Linked DNA regions of Homo sapiens: region 2 is linked to region 1. The links are chromatin loops, found by intact Hi-C in ENCODE. Cell type or tissue: heart right ventricle. All regions are shown on one strand. Links, peaks and the distances in the headings refer to the core of each region. The heading gives the core; the rest is flanking DNA.

What was found. Peaks named below come from ENCODE experiments on the same cell type or tissue, not always from the same donor. Only the 100,000 strongest peaks of a DNase experiment are listed, where the experiment ranks them.
Region 2: a loop joins it to region 1, with 10 times the contacts of the local background. A loop is called at or near these places in 1 of 110 quality-filtered maps.

The regions. Positions count from the first base shown.
Region 1 is chr19:49,832,096-49,838,584 of GRCh38, reverse strand. MED25 (mediator complex subunit 25) reads right to left here. Exons shown (of 18, transcript NM_030973.4): 12 at 6,428-6,485; 13 at 6,170-6,277; 14 at 3,408-3,599; 15 at 2,980-3,051; 16 at 2,640-2,858; 17 at 2,179-2,359; 18 at 1,606-1,738. The coding sequence ends at 1,641. It overlaps MIR6800 (microRNA 6800), which reads right to left; the gene lies at 6,486-6,489. Among named protein-coding and RNA genes, the nearest start is that of MIR6800, 3.3 kb to the right of the region's middle. RefSeq lists enhancers at 3,025-3,525, 3,526-4,026. In heart right ventricle, for the core only: no CTCF peak of the experiment used is centred there; no DNase peak of the experiment used is centred there.
Region 2 is chr19:51,076,688-51,083,176 of GRCh38, reverse strand. KLK14 (kallikrein related peptidase 14) reads left to right here and starts at 290. Exons shown (of 6, transcript NM_001369775.2): 1 at 290-455; 2 at 541-602; 3 at 1,474-1,645; 4 at 3,475-3,728; 5 at 4,226-4,362; 6 at 5,018-5,280. The coding sequence starts at 563. The coding sequence ends at 5,170. In heart right ventricle, for the core only: no CTCF peak of the experiment used is centred there; a DNase peak (open chromatin) is centred at 3,226; H3K27me3 peaks cover 167 bases.

The DNA.
Region 1 (6,489 bases), core at 1,059-6,058:
TGCCGCTTGTGATAGAGACATGGGTACAAGAAAGATTTCACTTTCCTCTGAATGCTACCACAGAACAACCACAGTGCAAACCCCGTGACAAAGGCAGTGACTCTCTGCCTCACAGGGAAGCCAAGAGGGAGTGGTGGGGACTGTGGCGAACCAGAAAGCACACGCCCCATGGAGAGGGGCAGCTCCAGCCCATTGTTGCCAGGCAGAAGGGCGGGCCCAGGGGTGCCAATTCTTCTGACTTGTCAAAAGAAGCCAAGACTGCAGATTTTGTGTGTGTGCGTGTGTGTGTGTGAATTAACCTGATTTTTACAACTAACTCGTAAGAAAAAAATGCCACATATGCTAACACAGGGAAGGCCAAACAAAACTCATCCGCACGATGGCCCATAGGCCACCAGATTGCAATCTCTCTCCTGGGGTGGGGCCCGTGAATCTGTACGTTAACCAGCATGCAAAATGATGTGGATGCTGGTGGTCCAGGCATGGACCGCGCTCTCAGCAACACTGGTCCAGAGTCCAACAACAGACAACTCACTCACCACCTCCAGGAGAGACCACCCTGCGCTCCAAGCCTGTCTGGATCCCCCTGCCCTCGGGACGTCTCTGAGGACATCCTTCAGGTCCCTCACCTTGCCACGTCCCAAACCTGTTCCCTGCTGGGTATTCTATCCTGGGGACAGACCCACCGTCTTCCCCATCCACAGCCCTGGAAGGTCAGTCTCTGACATGGACCCAGGGACTGCCCTCTCTCCATGTGCGATCTTGTCTGCTTCTGTGGCTTGAACTGCCAAACATACACTGTCCCCTAAGGACACGTCCTGAGCTCCCAACATGGCACCTGTCACCTGGATGTCCCTTGGACCACCTGCACTTACTACCAGCTCCTTCTCCCAGGAGCCCCACCACCTACCATCACGTAGGCCTGGCCCCCGGGAGCGAACCTCTACCCCAGCCCCCGACACCGCCACCACCCAGCCTCACCTTTCCTGGCCTCCTGTCTGGCCTCATCACGCTCTACAGCTGAGAGGGGTCTTTCTGACATCCAGAGCTGGCCTAGGCCCGCCCCACTGCTCAAAGCCTCCTGGTTCTCCTGTGTCCCCAGGACAAACCATGGGCTGCTCAGTTTGGAATCCGAGCTCCTCAAACTCTGCACCTGCCCATCTCTCTAGCTCCCTACATGCTCATGCTCCAAAAGCATCCATCAACTTGCTCCTCTCAATGTCTCAGGCTTCCTCCTGCCTTTGAGTATTCAAAGTTTCTGTTGTCCTCTGCACCCAGATCACCCCTCACCTCCTTCCCTCCCAGCCTGACGGCTGATTCTCTTTCAAGACTCTGAGGAGCTGGGGCTGGGTCAGATGCCTCTTCCAGGCTCCCATGGTGCCCCTGCCACCTCCATGAGAGCTTGAGTCCTGAGCGCTGCCTGCCTGTCCCTGCATCTCCCACGAATCAGGTTGCACCAGACTGCCTGTGACTCACCACGGAGGCCCCAGCGTCATTCACCCAGGGCCCCAGGGATGTCTGCTGAAGTGAGAACAAGGACAGAGATGCCCCCTGGGGTTTCCTCCTGCCCAGTCCTGAGGGATGTCAGTGACGGGAGCCGGGGCGTGTGTTAAAAAGGAACTTTATTGGGTGTTGGGGATTCAGATGAGATCCATGAGGATGTCGTCCTCCATGACGCTGGGCTGCAGGCCCGGCTGGGGGACCGGGCCCCGGGGACCCCCGCTCAGCAGCATCTGACCTGAGGGGCAGTGGGGAAGGGACTGCATCTCCCAGTAGGCCCTTGGGCCCAGGAGGGCCCAGAGGCACTAAGTTTTCTAGGCAGCCCTTGGGGGACCCAACAGAAGCACCTTCTGGCCCCATCTAGTTACAAATATGCTGTTTCCCATGAGCCTTTGGGGGCCCTTCTCCAAAACTACTTCTCTGGCCCTAAGACCACATTTCCCAGCAATCCCAGGAGCACACACAGGAGGATCATGGGAAACGCTCTTAACCCACTAGGTCCTTGGACCCATGGGCTGTACTTTCCCGGAGCCCTCAGAGCTCCGCAAAGGCCATGGGGGAACCCTCATTCTTGGATCCTATGTCTTTACTTCCCAGGAGCACTCGGTCTTGGTGCTCTAGCCCAGGAGCTGCTGGGACACTCAGTCCAGACCTCTGCCCTCCCCCGGGTCCCCTTACCTGGCAGTGGAGCCCGAGGGGGAAGTTGTGCGGGCCAGGACTGGGCAGGTGGTGGATGCAGGAGTGGGGGCCCCAACTGGGGCTGCCCCAGGCCCTGGTGCGGCGGAGGCAGCAGCGCAGGAGCCCCTGGTGGCTGGAGGTGGTGGAGGGAGGCCTGGGGTGGGGGCACCCCAGTCTGCGGCTGGGAGAACACAGAGAGTGGCTCAGAGGCTCCTGGTAGAGACTCCCCACCTCTCAACACAGACACTGCTCAGAGATGGAATCAGCTAGTGGTGAGGGGAAGTTTTTCTTCAAAGGTGGGGGATGGACGGAGAGGAGGCGGTCTGCCTTCTGCCTAAAGCCCTGGGCGGGTCCCCATTCACACCCACTGACCACAGTCAACCTCCCTCCTCCCAGACAACAGGACCAGAACCACCAGGGCCAGGATCTGGAACTCTCGCTACCCCACCCCAACATCTCACCGGTGGTGGGTTGAGGAGGAGGCTTCGCAGCTGAGGGTTGGCCCCAGGGTTCTGGGGCCGAAGGATGGGTCCAGGAGGGGGTGGGCCAGAAGCTGCTCCAGGAGGGCCTTGAGGGGCACCTGGCGGGGGCTGGGCAGTACCTTGGGGCTGGGGCTGCCCCGTGGCCCCAGAGGCCCCTACGGTACCCTGAGGCTGGGGCTGCGGTGGGCGGAGCTGGAGCTGGTGGGAAGAGACACAGGGGTGAGGGAGATGGGCAGGGCCTCACGCCCCTTCTGCAGGCACAGAGCGCAGCCTTGGGGCCTCCCCAACCCAGCCCCGACCCCGCCAGCCCTGTCCTCACCAGATTCTGTGAGGGCCTGGCTTGGTCCTCCAGAATGGGCCCCAGCCCTGGGGGTGCCTGCTGTCCCCCCATCTGCACGGGGAGAGAGGGGCAGGTCAGTAACTGAGGGTGGTGGCATCCTGAATCTGAGGCGGGAGGGCCTGTGCCCTGAGGGGAACTAGTAAGGAGATGGGGACATTCTCTTTGGGGGTGAGTGGTCTGGGAGGGATGCCGTACACTCCAAGGTCTCCAGGAGGAAGCTGTGTCAGGGCTTTGATGTGGATGCTGAAAAAGGAGAGAGACTGCAAGAAAATCTGAGTGGGACTTAGCTTGGAGGCACCACATATTGGGAGAAGGGTGGGCATCTTGGTCCTGGAGACCCCAGGGGGCCATGTGGGGCCCGGGCAGGAGGGGGTCGGAGTGCTGGTTTGGGGACTGTCAACACTCACTCCTCGCTGCTGCTGCTCCAGCTTCTGCTGCTGGACCTGCTTGTGGTTGGTGATGACCTGCCGGATGCCGTTGACGAAGCCGCTCTGGTCGTAGGGGATGAGGCCCATGAAGATCTTCTTCTTGGACGAGTACAGGAGCATGAGCACGCGCACCTCACAGGGCGCCGTGTGGGGGAAGTGCACGCAGCCCGCCTGGGTGGACAACAGCTCTTCAGAACCATTCAGGCCCTGAAAGAGGCAGCCCTGACCCCCTCCCCATTCCAGAAGGCTCTAGAGGCCCCACAGGCAAGGTGAGGTGAGGTTTCTGCTATAGAAGGTTAAGGAGAACAGGTGTGCTATGGGTTGCTCTGGAGACAGAAACTGAGGCGCTCAGGGCAAGCTAGGGTTCCAGCTGCCCACTGAGAGGGAAAGCGGAGAGAAAGTGCTGGAGCCCAGCTCTTCAACCTTCAGCCACCACCTGCTCCTCATGGACCCAGTTTCTTGGGCATAAAATGCCACGGCGGCCTCCTCAGAGGGCGGCTGAGGGTCACGGCCGGGAGAGCGGCCTAGATGCACAGCGTGGTACCCACAGGCCTGTGATCAACGGTGGGTCGGACCCCGGGTATCCAAGAGATCCTCCAGCCCTCAGCACCGGCCAGTGTACACCACGGGGAGTGCTCCCACATCACAGGGTCGCTGTGACTATGCGATGTCTGATCCACAGCAAGAGCCCTGCCTGAGGCTCAGCCCACAGGAAGCACCCAGGAAACATCACTGGTCATCAGGGGGGTAACACATGGAGCATTCAGGGCAGGGGCTCCTGAGGGAGGCGAGGCTGACCTTGGCCAAGTGAATTGACTTCTCTGAGCCTCGGTTTCCTGCCTGAGACAGACCCTGCTAGCTGCCTATTCCATATCCAAGTGTCCTCCTCCCCTGCATTCCCAATGCTGTCTGGGGCTGTAACATGTCCCAGCCCCAGACAGTCACGGATACCTGCTCCCAGCAGCCTCCCATCAACTAGGGGCTGCCCAGTGGCCTAGGTCCGGGATAGGAGGTGAAAGGAATGCCTGCTCTGGAATCTGAGAAAGTTTCTGCTGTCTTGAAGAAAGGGAAACACACAGCCCCCTTCCCCTCCTTCATGAAAGCACACAGGATGCGTGGAGCCATGAGAGCTACCTTGTGACTATAAAGGAGAGGCCAAGAGAACCACAGGGCCCTGTCCCTGATGTCACAGACCTATGAAACCAATCCCAATAGCTGGCCCCCTCTAGATGTCCTGTCCTGTGCAAAATATAAATGCCTGCTCCTACAACGCCTGCCCTCTCAGAACCCAGCTGCCACAGTGTGGCCACGTGGACAGGCCATGTGCAGACACTGGGATGGCCGGTCCTAGCCAAGCCCCAGCCAACAGCCAGGGCTGTGTGAGGAGCTGTTTTGAACATCCAGCCCAGTAAAGGTTTCAGATGACCAGAGTCTCAGCTGCCATCTGATGGCAACCCCGTGAGAGTCGCCAAGCGAGATGGCCCACTGAGCCCAGGTGACCCACAGAATCATAAGAGAACATTTTTTCCGAGTGCCCCCAATTATCTATGTGTTTGGGAAACTACGTGATTTGCAGCCGGAAGTACTAACTCTCAGGAATGCCTTCTTCACAAGGTTCTGTGAGGGTCTCGTGAGGTGATCCCCCTAAGGTTCTCTTTCCTGCAGGAGTGCCTGGTGCACGGAAGTAACTGATCTGCTCCTTCCCCGAGTTACAAAGTGTGAACTGTGACTCCCAGAAAGCTATGCTGAGGCTGGGCGCGGTGGCTCACACCGGTAATCCTAGCACTTTGGGAGGCCGAGGCAGGCAGATCACTTGAGGTCAGAAGTTCGAGACCAACCTGGCCAACATGGTGAAACCCTGTCTCTACTAAAAAATACAGAAATTAGCTGGGCATAGTGGCACATGCCTGTAATCCCAGCTACTTGGGAGGCTGAGGCAGGAGAATCGCTTGAACCCAGGAGACGGAAGTTGCTGTGAGCCAAGATTGCACCACTGCACTCCAGCCTGGCTGACAACAGTGAAACTCTGTCTCAAAAAACAAAACCAGAAAGCTAAGCTGAGGTTCCAGTCCCCAGCACCTGTGAAGGTGACTCTATCTGGAAAGAGGGTCTTTGCAATTGTAGTAAGATGAGGTCAGGAAAATGGGGCCTAATCCAAAATTACTGATGTCCTTATAAGCACAGACACAAAGATACAGAGAGAATGCCATGTGGAGACACACACAGAGGGAAGACAGCTGCGGGATGGAGGAAGACCCTGGAGCGATGCCACCTGAAGCCTGGGGTTACCGGCCGGAAGAGGCAACGAAGAGGCCTTCCCTCCAGCCTCTAGAGAGAGCGTGGCCCTGCTGACACCCTGACCTTGGGCTTCTGGCCTCCAGAACTGGGATAGAACACGTTTCTGTTGTTTTAAGCCCCTCTGCTTGTGGTAATGTGTTACCACAGCCACAGGAAATGAACACATCCCATAAAGCCATGCCAGAATCAACAGCTTCCTCCTAACTGATCCTGTCACATCCAGCTCACATTTTTAATGTGGAATATCCCTCAAATCTGGTGCATACGATGATTATAATAAAAGTCACGGCTCTAGAAGAAAGGCGAGGAACCTAAGGGCATGAAGTGCACCCAACCATCAAAAACGGCTTCCGTGGGCCCAGGCACTCTGGGATTCCCGTCAAAGGTCAGCAGAAAGCAGGACAAGAGTCAACACCCCTCGGCCCCCCATGCCCTGGACTCACGAAGCCGTTGCCCATGATGCGGTAGAGGCCTTTGAGAGACTCCAGGTCCTTGTTGGTGAAATGGAACTGGACCATCCTTGAGTTCCGGAACAAAGGGCCCAGGGTGGTCTGCGGGAGACACAGAAGTCGGCTGGCATGCTGGTGTGGGCAAGTGAGGCGGGGACATGAGGCAGGGAGTGGGGGTGGGGCAGGGAACAGGAAAGAGACAGCAGGGTGAGGACTGCCCGGCAGCAGGGCTGGCCCTCCACCGCCACTCACCAGCAGCTGCTGGGGGATGAGCTGCATGATCAGCTTCTGGGGCCACTGCTCCGTCTTCCTGG
Region 2 (6,489 bases), core at 559-5,558, 1.2 Mb before region 1:
CACTAGATCCACCACCTCCAGCAACTGGGAACCCTCCCCTGCCCACCCTGCCCTGGGGTCCCCTCCCAGGATTCCTTCTAGATTATAGCATCTTCCCTGGGCGGGTTCTCATGAACAATTGTGGCTGCTTTTTTGGCCAGACAGGGGAGGGAGGGGATGGGATCAGGGAGTCCTGGAATGGGAACTAGGCAATAAAAAAAAAAAAATGTCAGAAGCAGGGCGGCGGGAGGTGGGGGCAGGGCCAGCTGTCCTTACCAGGGATAAAAGGCTTTGCCAGTGTGACTAGGAAGAGAGACACCTCCCCTCCTTCCTTCATCAAGACATCAAGGAGGGACCTGTGCCCTGCTCCACATCCTCCCACCTGCCGCCCGCAGAGCCTGCAGGCCCCGCCCCCCTCGTCTCTGGTCCCTACCTCTCTGCTGTGTCTTCATGTCCCTGAGGGTCTTGGGCTCTGGGTAAGTGCCCCTTGCTGTCTCTGCCTCTCAGCCCCCGGTTCTGTTGAAGGTTCCTTCTCTCTCACTTTTTCTCTGCATTTGACAGGACCTGGCCCTCAGCCCCTAAAATGTTCCTCCTGCTGACAGCACTTCAAGTCCTGGCTATAGGTAAGAGAACGGTTGGGTATGACACAAGGGGGTCCCCTGGAGACTCTGAGAAGAGATGGGGATGGGTCCTTGGGGCCCCTGGATGCTCATGGTGACCTCATAAGAAAGAGCAGGGAGTGGTTTGGGGGTCATGGTGGGGGAACGTGCTGGAGGCCTAAATTCCTAGTTGTGGAGGTGCTAGGGAATTGTGGGGCCGGGGAGAGAGGTGTTTATAAGGTCTGGTGCAAAATACATAAGGAATCTTAGGGAACTATTAGGTCCTGAGTGGGTCATAGCAGAAAGATCACGGGGCTCTACCTGACTGTGTTAGGAAAGAAACAATGTCAGAAAGATGTTTTGTTGTCAGAGGGAAGGTGGAGAAGGATGATGGGATGGCGGGATCGTGGCATGGGGTGGCGGGATCGTGGCATGGGTGTGTGAGGTGGATGGGGGCAAGTGTGGGGCAAGAGATGGCGGATCCTTGGGGTCCCACTGAGTGGGAACGTTGGGGAGGAGACAGGGAGGTCCTTGAATGTGTTGGGGAAGGACTCATTGGGGGGAAATGTGGCATATTTCGAGAAGTGATCACAGAAATTATGGGAGCATAGAGCTAAGGGTCGTAGATGTAGCAAGGCCCTGGATAAGGTGGCCACGGCACAAAATAAGAGATGCTACGGAGGTGACTTGGGAGGTGAGTCAGAAAGCTCTCCGTGCTGGGGCAATAACGGGGTCAATATTGGGCATGTCTCACCCTGGGTGGGACAGATAGAGGCGGGCAGTTTAGGGGTTAGACCAAAAGGAAGGGGATTTGTCAGTTTTGGAATCCTACAAACTTGTGGAGTGGAGAGTGTTTGCTCATCTACTTTCCCCACCCAATCCTGTCCACTCCTAGCCATGACACAGAGCCAAGAGGATGAGAACAAGATAATTGGTGGCCATACGTGCACCCGGAGCTCCCAGCCGTGGCAGGCGGCCCTGCTGGCGGGTCCCAGGCGCCGCTTCCTCTGCGGAGGCGCCCTGCTTTCAGGCCAGTGGGTCATCACTGCTGCTCACTGCGGCCGCCCGTAAGTGACCCCCTCCCCTGTCCCTGTACCTAGTGAATTCCAGAGTCTAAAGCCCTAGAGCTGAGCTGAGAACCTGGATCTCTGTATAGAACCCAATGTAGTGGCTGGCTCCTGGTTTGAGGTCTAGAGAAGAGCCTGGAACAAAAACACAGCTCGGGATGTGGGCTCCTCCATAAATCTCGAACTCAGCATAGGTTCTGAAAGCAGATGGGCAGCTTGGAACCCATGGACCTGCTGAGAACCGAACATCTGATCCAGTGATTCTTCCAGAGGCCACACATTACATCGAGACCAAGCTTAGCCCATTCCAGATTGGTGGCTGAATTCAGGACCCCGTCTACATTCAGAAACTCAGGACACTACGTAGAACTCAGAGCCCAGTTCAGGACCTGCAGTCTAGCCATAAATCCAGAACTAGAACGCTGCTCACAGCTGGAACATACAACTCTAAGAATAGAGGCAAAACCTGGAGGCTGTTTCACACCCAAGGTTTAGTTCAGAGTCTAGTCTATAGCTCCGCTATGAGCAGACTTCAACCCAGTGTTTGAATCCCAGAATGTGGCGGGTGCGGTGGCTCATGCCTATAATCCTAGCACTTTGGGATGCTGAGGCAGGCAGATCACCTGAGGTCAGGAGTTCGAGACCAGCCTGAGCAACATAGAGAAACCCTGTCTCTACTAAAAATGCAAAATTAGCCAGGCATGGTGGCACATGCCTGTAATCCCAGCCACTCGGGAGGCTGAGGCAGGAGAATCACTTGAACCTGGGAGGCGGAGGTTGCAGTGAGTCAAGATCGCACCATTGCACTCCAGGCTAGGCAACAAGAGCGAAACTCCATATCAATCAATCAATCAATAAATCCCAGAATGCAGATCCTAATCAGAAGCCCCATATAAAACCTAGACCCCTCCTAAATTCTAGATCTGAACTTACAACCCAGACCCCAGCCAAGAGGTCAAAATGCCTATAAGCCATATCTATGCCATAAACAGGTCAGTCTAGAACCTAGAGATCAAAGCTCAGGCCAGAGTCTAGAATATAAAGGCCAGAATGCAAACCAGACTCTAGAATCTTGGATCCGGGCCATAACCTAGAGCTCCAACTAGAACCCAGAGCCCAACCTGAGGTCAAGGGCTAGGGCCAGAGTCCAGAACCAAGAGCCCTATAATCCAATATGAAACAGACCTGTAGAGGCTGGGTGCGGTGGCTCACGCCTGTAATCCCAGCACTTTGGGAGGCTGAGGCGGGAGAATCACTTGAACTGGGAGTTGGAGGTCGAGAGTGAGCTGAGATCGTGCCACTGCACTCCAGCCTAGGTGACAGAGCGAGACTCCATCACAAAAAAAAAATAAATAAATAAATCAAGTCATAATCCAGGTTCGATCTAGAATCCTGATCTTAGCATAGAGTCAAAAGTTTAAGATGTCTAGAACTCAGAACCCAGGCTAGAAACAGAATGGTGCCTACTCCGGAATATCAGTTCCGATTTAGAGCCTAGACTCATAACGCAGTTTCGCTTAGGACTCAATGCACCGAGCCCAGCACAGACCCTGGCACGGAGCCAAGCTCTCCCAATCATCACCTTCTTCCCAAGCCAGGAGCTGGAGCCCAGCCCAAGAGCGGAAGGAGAGGCAGCTGGGGCTGGGCCGAGAGAATGCCCTGGCCATGGGGAAGGGCACAGGAGGCCAAGAATGCTCGGCCTGCAGTTAGTGAGAAGCAGGCTAGACCTCGGGGAAGACTCGTCACCCGGCCAGGGAACCGGGCTGGAGGGTGGGGAGGAGTCTCTGGCTCAGACCCTGAGCAGCGCTTCTCTTGGGGGTCGTGGCCAGGATCCTTCAGGTTGCCCTGGGCAAGCACAACCTGAGGAGGTGGGAGGCCACCCAGCAGGTGCTGCGCGTGGTTCGTCAGGTGACGCACCCCAACTACAACTCCCGGACCCACGACAACGACCTCATGCTGCTGCAGCTACAGCAGCCCGCACGGATCGGGAGGGCAGTCAGGCCCATTGAGGTCACCCAGGCCTGTGCCAGCCCCGGGACCTCCTGCCGAGTGTCAGGCTGGGGAACTATATCCAGCCCCATCGGTGAGGACTCCTGCGTCTTGGAAAGCAGGGGACTGGGCCTGGGCTCCTGGGTCTCCAGGAGGTGGAGCTGGGGGGACTGGGGCTCCTGGGTCTGAGGGAGGAGGGGCTGGGCCTGGACTCCTGGGTCTGAGGGAGGAGGGGGCTGAGGCCTGGACTCCTGGGTCTCAAGGAGGAGGAGCTGGGCCTGGACTCATACGTCTGAGGGAGGAGGGGCTGGAGCCTGGACTCCTGGGTCTCAAGGAGGAGGGGCTGGGCCTGGACTTCTGGGTCTGAGGGAGGAGGGGCTGGGGACCTGGACTCCCGGGTCTGAGGGAGGAGGGACTGGGGGTCTGGACTCCTGGGTCTGAGGGAGGAGGGGCTGGGGGCCTGGACTCCTGGGTCTGAGGGAGGAGGTGCTGGGGCTGGACTCCTGGGTCGGAAGGAGGAGGGGCTGGGGGCCTGGACCCTTGGGTCTTATGGGAGGGTAGACCCAGTTATAACCCTGCAGTGTCCCCCAGCCAGGTACCCCGCCTCTCTGCAATGCGTGAACATCAACATCTCCCCGGATGAGGTGTGCCAGAAGGCCTATCCTAGAACCATCACGCCTGGCATGGTCTGTGCAGGAGTTCCCCAGGGCGGGAAGGACTCTTGTCAGGTAAGGCCCAGGATGGGAGCTGTGGTAGGGATTATTTGGGACTGGGATTTAAGCAAATGATGTCAGGAGCATGGAAGTCTGCAGAGGTCTTCAGAAGAGAGTGAACCGCAGGCACAGAGAGATTCCGATAGCCAGGCCACCCTGCTTCCTAGCCCTGTGCCCCCTGGGTAATGGACTCAGAGCATTCATGCCTCAGTTTCCTCATCTGTCAGGTGGGAGTAACCCTCTTAGGGTAGTTGGTGGAATGGGATGAGGCAGGTTGGGGAAAGATCGCAGAGTGGCCTCTGCTCATATGGGTCTGGGAAAGGCTGTGCTGAGGCTTCTAGAAATCTTAATGCATCCTTGAGGGAGGCAGAGATGGGGAAATAGAAAAAGAGAGACACACAAATGTTCTACAGTTGGAGCGAACAGAGAGGGGCCTGGTGAGATTCAAGGGACAGGCAGGTGCACACAGAGACAGAGCCAGACCCAGCGGAGAGGGAAGGAAGTGCCCCGACCTCCGGGGCTGAGACCTCAGAGCTGGGGCAGGACTGTGTCCCTAACTGTCCACCAGTGTCTCTGCCTGTCTCCCTGTGTCTGCTTCTCGGGTTCTCTGTGCCATGGTGGCTCTGGCTACCTGTCCATCAGTGTCTCCATTTCTGTTCCTCCCCCTCAGGGTGACTCTGGGGGACCCCTGGTGTGCAGAGGACAGCTCCAGGGCCTCGTGTCTTGGGGAATGGAGCGCTGCGCCCTGCCTGGCTACCCCGGTGTCTACACCAACCTGTGCAAGTACAGAAGCTGGATTGAGGAAACGATGCGGGACAAATGATGGTCTTCACGGTGGGATGGACCTCGTCAGCTGCCCAGGCCCTCCTCTCTCTACTCAGGACCCAGGAGTCCAGGCCCCAGCCCCTCCTCCCTCAGACCCAGGAGTCCAGGCCCCCAGCCCCTCCTCCCTCAGACCCGGGAGTCCAGGCCCCCAGCCCCTCCTCCCTCAGACCCAGGAGTCCAGGCCCCAGCCCCTCCTCCCTCAGACCCGGGAGTCCAGGCCCCCAGCCCCTCCTCCCTCAGACCCAGGAGTCCAGGCCCCAGTCCCTCCTCCCTCAGACCCAGGAGTCCAGGCCCCCAGCCCCTCCTCCCTCAGACCCAGGAATCCAGGCCCAGCCCCTCCTCCCTCAGACCCAGGAGCCCCAGTCCCCCAGCCCCTCCTCCTTGAGACCCAGGAGTCCAGGCCCAGCCCCTCCTCCCTCAGACCCAGGAGCCCCAGTCCCCAGCATCCTGATCTTTACTCCGGCTCTGATCTCTCCTTTCCCAGAGCAGTTGCTTCAGGCGTTTTCTCCCCACCAAGCCCCCACCCTTGCTGTGTCACCATCACTACTCAAGACCGGAGGCACAGAGGGCAGGAGCACAGACCCCTTAAACCGGCATTGTATTCCAAAGACGACAATTTTTAACACGCTTAGTGTCTCTAAAAACCGAATAAATAATGACAATAAAAATGGAATCATCCTAAATTGTATTCATTCATCCATGTGTTTACTTTTTATTTTTTGAGACAAGGTCTTGCTCAGTCTCCTGGTGAAATGCTGTAACGCAATCATAGCTCACTGCAACCGTGACCTCCTGGGCTCCAGTGATCCTCTTACCTCAGCCTCCCGAGTAGCTGGGACCACAGGTGCCCGTCACCATGCCCCGCTACTTTTTAAATTTTGTGTAGAGATGAGGTTTCCCTGTGTTGCTCAGGCTGGTCTCGAACACCTGACCCCAAGCAATCCGCCTACGTCGGTTTCCCAAAGTGCCGGGATTGCAGGCGTGAGCTGCCGCGCCCAGCCTTATCCATCCAATTAATGACTTCAAGAAACATGTACACAGTGGCCCCACCATGCCAAGCCAGGAGCTGTGTACTGACAAGTGGCTGCCTCCCTCTTTGCGTGTTTTTCCTTGGGAGTCCCCCGTCCACCCCACTGTATCAGGTTTCTAGACGGAAACACCTCAGCCCTGCAGAGTGACCTTGAGCATGACTGCCTTCTACCAGCCTCCTCCCTGGAGCCCCTGTGGTCCAGGGTAGGGAACTAAGTGCCTTGTTTCCTGGAAAATTCTATGCAAATGAAGATGTCCTCATTTTCCTAATCAGATCTCAGGTGAGGA